Regions from separate parts of the Homo sapiens genome. Here region 1 is linked to region 2. A link is a contact called in ENCODE Hi-C or POLR2A ChIA-PET data. All regions are on one chromosome and are shown on one strand. The core of a region is the stretch at or near the end of the contact, and the rest is flanking DNA. Distances in the headings are between cores, read along the strand shown.

Evidence for each region. A loop is a pair of places that touch in the nucleus more often than their neighbours do. ChIA-PET counts read pairs that join two places held with the same protein, here RNA polymerase II (POLR2A). Pooled maps may share reads with other maps.
Region 1: a map of IMR-90 shows a loop between it and region 2 (2.5-fold over the local background). The contact joins two enhancer-like sites. A Hi-C loop is called at or near these places in 4 of 168 maps with a recorded cell type or tissue (IMR-90, esophagus squamous epithelium, gastrocnemius medialis and 1 more) and 9 of 50 pooled maps. POLR2A ChIA-PET finds 5 or more read pairs at or near these places in 1 of 52 experiments (BJ).

What each region holds. Positions count from the first base shown.
Region 1 is chr16:73,199,100-73,206,256 of GRCh38, reverse strand. It overlaps a transcript of ZFHX3 not described here. Among named protein-coding and RNA genes, the nearest start is that of ZFHX3-AS3, 30 kb to the left of the region's middle. Within about 2 kb of position 1,401, at least 4 of the 41 ENCODE cell types and tissues checked have a DNase peak (open chromatin) inside an H3K27ac peak, as active enhancers do.
Region 2 is chr16:72,936,378-72,943,371 of GRCh38, reverse strand. The region is part of intron 3 of ZFHX3 (zinc finger homeobox 3); the gene reads left to right. Among named protein-coding and RNA genes, the nearest start is that of ZFHX3, 110 kb to the left of the region's middle. RefSeq lists enhancers at 4,228-4,522, 6,548-6,842. Within about 2 kb of position 4,376, at least 25 of the 41 ENCODE cell types and tissues checked have a DNase peak (open chromatin) inside an H3K27ac peak, as active enhancers do.

The DNA.
Region 1 (7,157 bases), core at 152-2,651, 270 kb before region 2:
TTTCTGGTGGCCTAATTCTTTTAAAATTGGTAATCCATGTGTGGTATATATGATAATTCCCTATTAATTCAATCTTTGATTCAACCAGAGCAATATTTGAGTTATCCATTTCCCAACCACAGGAAAGAGTTGACGGTAGTTTTTAAAATGTAGTCAATCGCATCTCTATTGTATGTTGCCCAAAGAATTTACATAAGCACGGCAGAATATCCGTTGTTTTCTTGCTCTGTGATAAAAGTTCATTTTTAAAACCTCAAATTGCGATTTGTCAAAGTCCATTTGCCAGTTCTTTAACAATTTCAGCCAAATTGTAAATTGTATAACTGTCTGCATCATTTGCATACATAATCATGTTAGAGTGATGGTATAATCTGGGCACATCATTTATGAGAAGAAGGAACAATAGAAGCCAGCTTTCCATTCTTGGGATACTCAGAGTAATTTATTACAAGGCTGATGTTTTCTTTCTAATTTCCACCAAATGATCTCTTTTAGAATGATGAGCGCTAAGGACTGCTGTCCCTTGTGTATTATTTTTACTGCTTTCCTAATCTTGAATTGAAAGCCAAAATGAGCACCATGTTACAAAGCTGCTTCATTCACGCACACACACACACTCACAGCCACACGCGGTCATTTCAGTCCAAATAATATCACAAGAGTTCAATGAAACATCCTCCTCAAATGGTGCCCCATGTTAAATTAATTTAATCTCTGGATCTCGTTATTGAGGATTCTTTTTTCTGTGCATTGACAATTTGCCAATTGCTCGCTTCCTATTTTTAATCAATCTTGCAGATAATTTACCAGCTAACTAAATCGTTTTACTGGCCTATCATACTTCTGAACCCAACAGAGAGCAAAAGTAAATACAATCAGTCTTGTGTTGCGCCATCAGAAATTTATGATGACCCCAGGCAAGTAGCTTTCTGCAAGACTAATTTATGTATAGTCATATCTGTCACTGTGGCACTTGGACATGTCCTAGGCTTTTTTATTAGTTATTTCTAGTAACAACCCTGTGAGATCTCAAGGTGGGTTAGATATACCCTTTCTCGAGAGGCCTCTGAAATTGCATTAGATACCTACATTTTGGGACTCAGCCCTTCACTCAAGAGTATGGTCCAGACCATCAATCAGGGTCACTTGGAGTCCTAGGACTCTGAATCTCTGAGCAGCCCACACTCGTTATTCCACTTGCTAGTGTCTTACCCCACAATAAACACTGCAGCCCAGAGAGGAAATCACCTTCCTGGGGTCATAAAACAATTTAGTAGTAGTAAGATTAGGCTCCCTTGTAAGTTAATGGTTAATACAGACTCAGATAAGCATGGATTGAAATCCAAACTCAGCAGTCTACTCATGCAACGACTATGGGCAAGTTGCCTAACTCCTTTTGTAGCACTTTCAACCTCTTTAAAATGAGGAAAGCCGTGACTACCCTGCTGAGGTTATTGTGAAGGTTCAACTAGCAACAGCTCCCCATCCAAGTGTTGTGCTAGGCTATTTATGCTCTTTGCTGTGTTTAATCTGCACTATATCCTTGCAAGGTGGAAGGTTCCTGATACAAGGGGTATAGAGCTCCCAAGACAGCAGGGTTCCCTCAGGGACTGGTACCAGTCCATGGCCTGTTAGGAACCAGGTCACACAGCAGGAGGTGAGTGGCAGGTGAGCAAGCAAAGCTTCATCTGTATTTACAGCCATTCCCCGTCACTCGCATTACCACTGGGCTCCGCCTCCTGTCACAAGAGCAGTGACATTAGATTCTCACAGGAGCACAAACCCTATTGTGAACTGCACTTGCGAGGGATCTAGGTTGGGCACTTCTTGTGAGAATCTAATGCCTGATGATCTGTCACTGTCTCCCATTACCCGCTAGTTGCAGGAAAACAAGCTCAGAGCTCCCATTGAACCTACATTTTGGTGAGTTGTATAATTATTTCATTATATATTATAATGAATATAATAATAATAGAAATAATAATTTCTATAATAATAATAGAAATAAAGTGCACAGTAAATGTAATGCGCTTGATTCATCCCCAAACCATTCCCCCTACCCCCGACCCATAGTCCGTGGAAAAACTGTCTTTCATGAAACCAGTCCCTGATGCCAAAAAAGTTGGGGACCACTGCAGTGGAGAAAACCACCTCAATTGTCTTTCTTTCCTGTCTAAAAACCAACTGTTTATTTACTAAAAAAAAAATCTTGAAATTCGGAGAGGAATCTTTTCCATTCAAGTTGTAAAATCATAGGTTAACAGAGTTCAAAGTAATTTTGGCTTAACATACTCAAGTGCAGGCAGACAGCAATTGATGAAGCTCTCTGCTAATTCTTAGAACAATTCCAGCTTTCATATACCAGTCTGAAACTCACCAGACCCAACTCTCTCCCCTGAGGTATAGATGGACAATTGTCACTGGCTCAAATGGGAGTCATGCCCAGGTACCACTGAGCATTTGTAAATTAGTGATTTGATACACATAAGTCTCTTAGTACAGCCTATATACTGCAGTAAGTGCTCAGTAAGTGTTAGCTAGTATTATTACTATGAGCATTCACCTATCCCCAGCCCACCCAGCTCAGGTTAGATGGACCAGCTTTTTAAATATCCAAAGCTAGGAAGAGTCTCCTGTCCAGCTCAGAATTTGTTTGAATGGTTTTCACATGTTTTCTGGCCTAATGGTACCAAATAATTTTCCATAAATGTTTATGGAACAGAAACAAATATGCACCCACTAGGAACAAGGCATCATTAGGGATATAAAGATGGAGATTGAATTCTGACCTCAGAGAGCTTACGCTCTATTGAAAGAGAGAAGCAGGGCCTATCCATAATGCAAGTCAAATTGTGGGAATTTTAAAAAATAATGTCTGTATGTAAAGTACAAGAGGACTGGATGGGCCATGGAACTTTCTAGAGGAAGTGACATGAAAGCAGGGCCTTGAAGGATTAAGTCATCCTTCCTTCCTTCCAGCCATTTATCTCTCCACCCACCCTTCCTACTGAGTGCCTGGCAGTAAGCAAAAGGAATGCAAAGTCAGTTGATGCATAGTCTCGACCCTCAAGGCCATTCCAGGCATATGGAAGAGATACACGTGTGGGTCAGTGACTCCTGGACGACGGAGTAGATGCTGATAAAATAGGCACCAAGAGGCTGTGTGAGCATGGGGGAGGGTCTCCTAAATTAAAAGGAGAGATCAGGGAAGGCTTCCAGGAGGAGGTGATGCTTCAGCTAAATTTAGAAGACTAGGCTGGGAAGATCAAGAAGAGGGTAGAAGATAGGAACGAAAAAGAAAAAAAAAAGTTATGTCAAGGCGTGGAGGCAAAAAAAAAAAAAAAAAAAAGAAAGAAAGAAAGATGAAGCCTTGTGGCACCCCAGGTAGTTCAGAGTGTGCAGGAGGGCTGGGGATAAAAGCACAGTAAGGTGGGTGGGATGGTCATGACTTTGATGGGGGTGGAGGAGAGCAAAGGAGGTGGTCGTTCCAGAGAGAAGGACCTGCAAAATCAAAGGCAAAGAGATGTGAAAAGTGCATCACATGAAAGAAGGCCAACGAGCAGTGGAGTGTGGCTGGAGCAGAGGGTAGCAGAGAGGTGAGCCTGGAAAGCTAGACTGGGGCCGAAGTCCATCTTCCTGCTGTGGAATTCCTGTCTGGTTCCCTCAGCACCATCTGGTTGGCCCAGTCTCAGCATTACAGTGTAGTCATTTCGACTCCAGCAGCCCGAACATCTTCCCCTGCCATAGCGATGGTTTTACAACTTTGATTTTGATTCTGGGCCAAACTGGCCATATGGCTGGGCTGCCTTAGTACAGAAACTCTTTGAGCTATTCACCCTGGGTGAGGTTCATATTTTCTTCTCAGGCTTCATATTTCTCTTCCATGTGGCTTTTGATTGGTATTCTATTTTGGCCAACAGTTAATTTCAGAAAGAGATGGTTAGGAAATAACTAAGAGATGGGTGATTCAAAATGAACACATTCTTTTAATGGTGTTCATTCTAGAGAGTTTCAAGGGCTCAGAAATATTGAGTCTAGCCCAGGTTTTGGCCACATTTATGAATTCTAACAAGGGCAGTACTCTTACACATCACCCAGGGACAAAGAATGGGTGGTTGGCTACACAGACTTATAGTGAATAATATTGAGCTGAGATCTTTACATTTAAATGCCTTTTTTAAGAAAATGATTGTGAGTCACAGTTAAAAAAAAATGTTCTTCCCACTGATTTATGTTCTTGGTGTTTTCTGGGAATTTTGTCAATCTTCAGAGAAGTCTGATCATTTGTGGATTGTGTTAAATTCCTGAGAAACACTACCACGCCGTAAGTGGCTTTCATTCATCAATATGTAGGAAGCATGAAGGACAGGCAGCAATTCTTTCTAATAAGTTTAGTCCAGTAAATGCCTACTGTGCTTCTAGCTCTTTGTTTGGTATTGCAGATGCTAAGAAAATACAGTGACTATTCTTAAGGAGATTTCATGTAATTCAGCATTACCTGAACCAAAACGAAACAAAAATAGTGAATCTTCATCTTCATTATTATTTTTAAGGATTTTTCAGCTTCTCTCTTCTTGCTCTAGTAGAGCGTTTCTCATACCAAAGCAGTTGCACAGCCAAGTCTAAGATGCTTTTGCAGCATTTTCCTCTCACATGGACAACAAAATTGTTGAAGCCCTTTTAATTTAGTGAACCTGCCTAAGCATTCCAAATTTATTTCAGAATAAGTTTGAAACATGCAGATTGTTCACAGATAAAATTGTCCTAATTAATCAAGCCTCTTTGGGTTGAAACTAACTGTAACCAGATTCACATTAGCTTAAGTAAAAATGGCAGTGTTTTAATTCATAGACTAAAATGCATGGGGTTGGCTGCTTTAGGCTTAGCTGGATTCAACAGCTCAAACAGTAATATCTGACTCCCCTACTCTCCCCACACCTACTTTGGTTCTGTTTTCCTCTGTGTTTGCCTCATTTCCAGGTGGGCTATTGGCATGTGGTAGCCCCTGGCAGCCCAAACTCACATCCACCAGCATAAATACCCCAAGGGGACAGAGCCCCCCCATTGCCAATGGTTTCAGCAAAAGATCTTGCTTTGGCTCTCACTGTCTCAGCTCATGTCCATCACTGTAGACAAGGTGGTGTAGTGTCCAGCTGGCCTGGCTTGGATCAACCTAGAGCCAGGGAGTAGGGTCTGCCCTGCCCAAACCAAATGAACTGAGAGCAGGGAAAGGTGCTTCCCCATAAAAGAAATTTAGAGTGCACATTTCAAAAGAAAGGGAAGCAATACAGAGCAAGCAAGCACCATGTTCATTACAATTATCTCAGTACGTCCCAAGGCATTGGAAAATTGGGTGGTTTACATCAGGTGAAGGATGAATAATCATGAGCGTAACAGGTAATACATAATTAAAAAGTAAAGTATGTCATCAAAAAATTGGCTTTTAAAAAATATTCAAATGCTAAATAGCTCCTTTGATAGGATTATTTTCCCTGATTTCAACAAATTAACTATAATTGGTCCAGATGCTTTCTAAATTCACTTTAAGCTTAAAAAAAAAGTCTGTGATTTGTGAATTGGTTAGGTTCATTGTTTTGGAAGCATCCAGAAATGGTTTTCAGGTCATAGAGTTAGGTAAGCTACATGATACTGTGTAAACAGTCTGACATTTATCGGTTTTTTCAGACTATGGCTTCCTCACAGGGCCAATCTAAAATACACTTCTTCAAGGGATCTTTTATTTAATATCATTTTGTAGTGGAAGCATCAAGAGAATTCAATCCTATCTTTGGTTGAAAAGATATCATTTTTCATATGATTATTCGATAATATTAAATTTTCCTTCAAATGTATAAATCACATTCTCACCATAATTCTAAATATATAAAATAAAAATTCATGAAGGGGTTTTATGGCTGAAACAAAAAATATTTCCTAGTAATATATAGCAAAATAGCTGAGTAATTTTTTTAATTATAAACTTTTGAAGGCCAAATAATGAAGTCTGGATAGGAGACTTTAGAAATTCCACCAATTTAATACGATTTACTACTATTAATCAGAATTATACCTTTCTGCATAAGATATTCATTTTTTAGTTTTTATTCTTCTTCATAACACTGGTATGTTTTACTCAAAAACTCTCCAGAAGACACTTATTTTCTTCTATGTTTTTTCATCATGCTGACATTTTCCTTTACTTCCATTTCTTTTTTCCATGTGGAACCTTGATTACAACAAAGGCAAACACATATTTTACAAATTGACTAGTGTGGTGATTAATTTTTTAAAAGATCATAATAAATCCAATGTTACCAGCTTTCAGGTTACTTCATAGGCTTTCTTTTTTTTCACTAAGAACTGCCAATCTATAAAACTCTGTATTTCATTCTGGAAATAAAAGTTGCATAGACTTCAGTAGCATAACAAGAATGTGACAACATCCATTTTGGAGTTGGCCTCGTTCACCCTCTCACTGTAGCACCTGGAGGACTGTGATGTTACTTTCCATCCACCATGGCCTCCCAAAGGAGCCTGTGTTAGCAAGGAGACTCACCAATTTTTCATCATTCCAGAAAAGAATGTCTCTCTCTAGTGGACTCAGTGATCTTACCTTGAGGTGTTAAGAATCGCTAAGGGCTGTAAGGACTTGTGTAAATTACAGCCATGCAGAGAGGCGTTGAAAAATCAATAAGTAATGAAATAGTACTGGAGTGAAGTAGCCAAGAGAGCAATGGGTGGGAAACTCCCAAGGACGCAGTTTCATTTTGTCAAAAGGTAAAAGAAGATGTTCTGATGCATTCCTATAAAACCGGCTTCCTTGGAAACAAGAGGCTTTGGGCATAGATGGCAGCAGAGTCACTTTCATGGGCCATGGACTTGGTGCTACCGTTTCATTTTAGACAACCATGCATTTTATCCCACTAAAGCAATAAATATGGCAATTTCTTTGTCACCTTAGGTGTCTACCTGTCAGCAGGTTTTCTGTACTCTGGATACCTAAGTGTACCCCGTTACGCCCCATTCTACGAGGGACCAGCCACGTTGTCTACACAAACCGTCTTCTTCCTTTCTGATCATACGTTAGCAATCTTCTCCAGAATTTGATGGTATAGTTGAACCTGGACATCAGTTTCCAAAGTTTCCCCCCAATTCAC
Region 2 (6,994 bases), core at 3,127-5,626:
AGTAGAGATGGGGTTTTGCCATGGTGGCCAGGCTGGTCTCAAACTCCTGAACTTGGGTGATCCACCCACCTTGGCCTCCTAGAGTGCCGAGATTACAGGTGTGAGCCCCCACGCCTGGCCCTATTTGTGACTTTTCAGGAATATATTTTTTGTATAGTTGTAAGACTATGCAGTGTGATTTAGGACTCTTTATTTTCCTTCAAATTCAATGGCTAGCTGTACAACGATTGCTTAAATAACCAGCCTTTCCTAGCTGGTGTGAAAAGCTGTTTCTCATTCTCCATTCTCTTACGTCTTGCAGAACCTCTTGTGAATGATCCACAGATTTAGGTAAATCAGAACATATTTACGGAATACTGTCTTCGGAGACACTGGGGAACAAGAAGAAGGGATGGAAAGGCCTGGCTCTCTTTCCTGGCATTTGGAGTCTGTGGACCAAACGCCTTCCTCTCACCTTTTCCTATTTCTCTCTGGCATGTTCCCCAAAAGAAAATTTCTTAGATTAGTTTGCCTTCATTGAACTCTCCAGGATGAGAGAGTTTCCAGAAGAAACAGAGTCTGCAAAGAGGAGCTGGGTTTTTAGGGCACCTTAATGGAGACTGTGGATCTCACCATTTATCTTAAAAAAGGGGTCAGGAACAAATTCTGAAAGCCATGGAAATTCCCTTTCCTGAAGTTCTTACGTAAATAGCATATAAATTTCATGACTCTGTCGACATATTTCCAGTATAAACTGTTTTCAGGTACTGGTTACAAGTCTCCTTTTGGATTCCAAAGGTATACCATGGCCCCTGACTTAGGCTGAGCAGCAAGGAGGTCTAATTTCAGAAAGTCTAATAGCTACCACTTTGTCAAAATATTTACGAATCCCCCCGATTCTCTATTTAGAAAGCCCTGGACCTTCTTATGAGAGAGAAACCTCAAACTTCCAGTACCTTCACCTACCCCCCACCCATCCAGAGGAATAAGTCACACCGTGGAATTCTTCGCATAAATGACATCTGCCGTCTTAGGGGTGGTCTGTAACCCTTAGGAGAATTTTGTGCAAATATTCCGTTGCTTCTGCATTCCAGGATAATGCGTTGTGTTACGGTTGTTTTAGGTAAACACACTCTGGCAGGAAAGCCAATATGGCAGGTGCCACATAATGGGGCAAAGGTGTGAACTCAATGTTGAATTCTTTCAACTTGCTGAGGACTTGGACTCAAAGGGCAGATTTGAATACGTCTAGTCCCAACAGGTGTTTCTGGTTTTTTTGTTTTGAAAGGGAAATCATAAGGGAACAATTAGGCATTGTCAGGAACATAGTCAGGAAAAGGCAAGAGTTTTTAAATAATTATATGATCCACCTGAACCATGTACTTTATTCTGTTTTACACATCAGTTGAAACTGTAAATACTAGTAAGTGTAGGGTGGGAAAGGCTGTTACTATGAAAACCATTTCGGTAGTATTGAGTAAGTATATATTTAATACTTAACAGAAATTGATTTTTAGCACTTACAGCAGCCGGGATGTAGAATGAAAGTTAAAATTTTCTAATGGCAGAAAATCTGTCACTCATAGAAATACTGGCGACTGTAGAAACTAGCAACATTAGGGTGGTGACTTGGGATGGTGTTGGCAAATACAGCAAAGAAAACTGTGGAATTCTCAGTGATGTGAATTTCATTCTTTTTCTTTGTATAAAAAGAAATTTATATGACATTAAAAAAAAATAGAAACAGGGTCTCACTATGTTGCCCAGGCTGGTCTCAAACTCCTGGGCTCAAGTGGTCCTCCTACCTTGGCCTCCAAACGTAAATTTCAGATAAGCAACAATGATGTTTTGTGTAAGTGTATCTCATAAATTATACTTACACTTACCTGAAATTCACATTTAACTGGGCATCCCGTGTTTTGTTTAGCAGCTCTACCTCTGGATAGCCTAGAAATTTGTTCATAATGACCTGCCAGCAGGCTCTATAGAAGTGTAAAGAGAGCTATGTGGCTTCCTTGTTTGTGAAACCCGTTTTCTTCCAGTGGTTCCCAACAAAAGAAATTTACAAATGCCTCTAATGATGATATCCAGTTTTTGTTATTTATAGAAAAGTGTCCTATCCAATATTCACATTTTGTGTGTTAAGTAAAATGCTTTCCTATAAAGAAATCTGAAATTTTCTCTAGAGCTGTTTGTTCAAACTTACTTTTCAGTCATTTTTTTCATGAGTCCCTTTTATTGAAATGCCTTTGCGTCACACAGTGGACATCAGGAGGCCTGGTTCGGTCACCAGCAACTTGGCCAGATGTTGAAGCTGCCCCTGGTTCACTCCAGGCCTTCTTGGTCTCCTCCTGCACTGGTTACTTATATGTAGACCATGAAAATTCACAGCACGTGAGCATTGCTCACAGTGCGTGGGAGACCCTGTGTGCCTATGGTGTATAGGTCGCTAATAGGGAATGCAGAGAGTAGGTTTAAATTGGGACTAATCATCAAGAATGATTAGGAGATGTTCTCTAGGGTCCCCCTCCTGGTTCTGTAAAAGGCAAACTAGTTAGAAGGTTAGAAATGTTTATCTACTGATAGTGTTTGGTTTGTAACCTGTTAATGAGTGGAGCATGTTCCCGGACTCAGGATGAGAGCCTCCAAAGCATAGCCAGTCTCTTAGGTCAACAGTGATACCCACATTGCCTTGGCAGGGCCGGCCTGTGCACTGGGGTTGCTGAAGGGGTTTACACCCACCTGCTGTTCCTTTTGAGTCTCTCTTCCTGTCTTCTGTCGCTGGCAGTATGCTCTTCCTGGAGGATGACTGGACCTTTCTAACCCCTTCTGAGCTGACCTCTGTGGAGTTTTCTTGGTGGCACGTGTCACACCGGGGCATCCGTGTCTTCCTGCTGCCCCTCAGAATGAGACAGAAGTCTGGGTTCTGGGTGGAAGGCATCCTTGCATTGGCTACCCTGACTTCTTCTCCTCCCATGGGTTCAGACCCCAGCCCTCAGGACCCAAGAGGCACAGGATTTCCCAGATTTCCCTGTGCAGCTTCTGGGAGACTGAAATCACTGGGAAGGGGTCTTCGTTCCCTGGGTCAACAACATTTGTGGAGTACTGATTTTGTGCTGGCCATTGAAGTAGGATTTTGTACAGACTCAGGCTCACGAATGTGTAATGTGTTACTAAAAAACTTGTTTGGGGCCATGGCTCACACCTGTAAACTCAACACAGGGAGGCTGAGGCAGGAGAACCACTTGAGCCCGGGAGTTCAAGACCAGCCTGGGCAACATAAACAGACCCTGTCTCTATAAAAAAATTTAAAAAATTAGCCAGGTGTGGCGGCACACACCTCTGGTCCTAGCTGCAGTGGGGACTGAGGTGGGAGGATCAGCTGAGCCTGAGAGTTCAAGACCAGCCTGGGCAACATAGCCAGACCTCATCTCTACAAAAAATAAAAAAATTATCAGGGTGTGGTGGTGCTTATAGTCCCAGCTACATGAGAGGGCTGCGGTGGGAGGATTGCTTGAGCCGAGGAGGTCAAGGCTGCAGTGAGCCATGATCACAGCACTGCACACAACCTCTGCCTCCCGGGTTCAAGTGATTCTCCTGCCTCAGCCTCCCAAGTAGCTGGGATTACAGGCGCCTGCCACCATACCCGGCTAATTTTTGTGTTTTTAGTAGAGACAGGGTTTCACCGTGTTGGCCAGGCTGGTCTCGAACTCCTGACCTCAAGTGATCCGCCCACTTGGGCCTCCCAAAGTGCTGGGATTACAGGCCTGAGCCACTGCACCCAGCCTGTATCTATGGGCCTTCGGGACAATGAGAATGATAATGTCGGGGTTTGGTGTTTGCTCCCAGACCCCTTTTGCCCTTGGGAGCGAGTCTGTGTCACTGCAGTGGTCCTGCAGATGCCTGTTGGCGCTACTGAAGATCTGGGAGGAGCTCCGATTGTGTTTATGGCAGGGAGTGTCTTAGCAGAGTGGCTCCATCTAGCTTTAGAACATGTCTTGCTGGTTTCGAACAGGGCTTGTTTGATTTGAATGTTTCATGTTCCAGATTCTTTACGAACTGCTCATTGTCGCAGGCCCAGGAAGGTTCTCTGAGCAGCATCGGATGTTTTTGCTCTGTGGAGGGTACTCTGTGCCTCGAGATGGGGGTGGGGGAGATCAAAGGTAACCCCACTGGCTCGTCCCCAGCTGAGGAGTCCCCTGCTCCAAGATGGTTTTCACTGTGGTCCTCCCATAGCTCCTGTGCCTTTGTCTTCTATACTTCCCCTCTACCGCCATGTCTCTTGTTTTCTAAAATAATTATAGATAGAGAAGCATGGGGAATATTCCTCGGCTCCTCTAGTGAGCCAGGCCAAGTGGCGCGGGTCCCAGGGCTATGTGTCCTAGACATGAGTCAGCAAGTGTGACTCCGAAGCCAGCTGTGCTTGAGGAAGCACTGTGGGGAGTGATTTGGCTGGAGACTTCTGTTTGTGCGTGGTTGTTCACTTTCTGGTTCTCAGATTAGGCTCTGACCATTTTCATTATTAATTTTTTTTTGCCCAGACTGGGTTCACATTAGTGATGGCTGCAGCTGTCAGCGGAGGAAGACCAAACAACTCCTCCAGGGACAAGAGCTCTGACCTCTGTCCCGTCTCTTTGTGTCCAACTCGGAATCCATACTCGGCTCTCTTCACCTCCAGGGTCTTGCCGCCCTAATTCATGTCTCTGAGTGTTTAGTGCTTTGGGGTTATCCAAAACTCATGCCTTGGGGGCGTGCCGATTTGCTCTGAGGTGGTGAGTTCTCGAGTGACACCTCTGTGGATGGCTATTCCTCCCTGATGTTCTAGCTAGCTTCCCGAGGGACCCACCAAATTCTCCAGAAACTCCCTCTCCCTTCCCGCTGCCTCCCGCAAACACATTCGGACGCCTGTCTTCTTTTCCTGGCCTGTGCTTTCTTCCTCTTGGAGTGTGGCATTTGGAATCAAGTCACCTGGGGAGATTTCAGACAACAGCCACAAAGCCCAGCTCCGCTGAGGGGAGACTAATTACACAGCTAATTAATCCAACAGATGTCATTTTAAGTGCTCATTTCTGTGTGATTTGGTTACACACGCCCTGCGTTGCTGAGATGGGCACGGGGCCCTGTTGGAAAGTATCTTTTATTTTTTAATCAGACTTTAAGGAAGAGCATATTTCCTGTCCATCTTTTATGCTCTAGTGACATATCCCTGGTTTTCCAGAACTGTCTCTCCAGCTGCTGTACCCACACACGGCATCTCTGCCCCACACGGGTGTCACACTGTTTGGCACCACGCTGGTCTCTGCGTCATGTGCTAGGTGGTTTCACCAACTGGTTCGTAAACCTCTTGAGGACCTGGATTGCCTTCAGTTTTGTGAGTTTCTCAAGAATGCAGCACAAGTAGACATCAGCAGGTGGTTATCCGTTTCTCTCCATTTACTCTCTTGTCTTTACTGACAGCAAGTTTCTTTGCAAGAAAAGTAGCTGAGGAGTGTCTGAAAGGTGTTGTTTTACAAGTGGAGGGTTAAGAAGTATAGGACACCAGTGATTGTTGGAAAACTGAAAAAGTCGTGCATAGGACAAACAAACCAAAAAAAGGCTCTTGGAGGCAGAGGAGGAAGGTCAGGAAGTGAGAGGAGATGGTGTTTTCCTTCCTTCCCTCTGCAGTGGTAGAAGTGGAACAGAGAGGATGGAAAGGTACTGCCTTCTGCAGGTGGCGTGGGAGCAGCTGCGGGGTGTAGCATGGCGGTGGCCCTGAAGCTGGCAGCCTGTACTCATGGAAGTCACCTGGTCCTCCATGGGGGCTGGCACCCAAGGCCCAAGGCCGCATTGCCCAGCAACCCCTCACTCTGAATCATGCCCACTCTGGGAGTTGACTCACCATGTCCCCTCCCAGTTGCTGGATCCAGAAGTGACACTTTTCACCACTAGTAGGACAGGTCGCCAGTGGTTTCTGTGTTGCTGACTCTGTCGGCTGTGTCCTAATTCGCCGGACCTTTCAGCCGCCTTTGCCACTCTTGCCCTTTGTCTATCTCTGTTGGCTTCTCTTCTGTGACTTCACGATGAGTGTTATTATGCCCCCAGGCTTGTCCCAGAGCCCCTTCTTTTTTCTGTCTGTAACTCTCCCTAAGTATCTCATTCAGTCCAGTGGTTTTAAACCCCATCTACTTTCTGATGACATCTGAATCTGTCCCTAGCCTAGGCCTCTTCCTGTATCCAGCTCCCCACCTGGCATTTGCATTCGAATGTCTGAGAATGAACTCCGCAGGCTTAGCATGGTGCAGAAAGGACTCTGTGACCAGAACCCCCAAATGCTTATGGGCTCCCCCATCTCGGTTAGGGCCACCTCCAGCATATCATTTGCTTAACCCAAAAAGCTGGGAACTATCTGTGGGGCTCCTTGTCTTTTGCTCCCCTACAGCCAAACCATCAGCAAGTTCTGTGGGTGCTTCCTTCAAAAATACATTTGCACCACCACCCTCCCAGGCCAGCCCCCATCGTCTCTCTGTATTTCAACTCTCCCCCGCCTCTACTCTTGCCCTTTACAATCCCCTCTCCATACAGGGATTTTACGAAGAGGAAAATCAGGTCATATCACTCTCTTGCAAAGACCCCACAAAGGCTTTCCACCTCACTTAAGATAAAAGCTCACCTTTGTACTGTGGCTTACAAGCTCCTTTGTGATCTGAACTCCTCCCACCATGCTGACCTCATTTTACAACCCTCTCCCCTTTGCCCCCTACACTGCAGCCACAGCAGCCTTCTCTGTTCATTCAACATGCTAAGCTGGCGCCTGCCACAGGGCCTTTGCACTTGCTGTTCTACTGAGTGTATGTACCTCCTTGACCTTGACATTCAGCTCTCATTCAATATCTGGTCGTCAAAGAGGCTTTCCCTGACAACCCAGTCTCAAGGAGCTACACCATCACTTCACTCAAGATAACTTCTCTGCATTGACAGTGATTATATTTATTTTTCTTGTCTGTTCATTAATTTAGTTGTCTGCCAAGACAGCAGA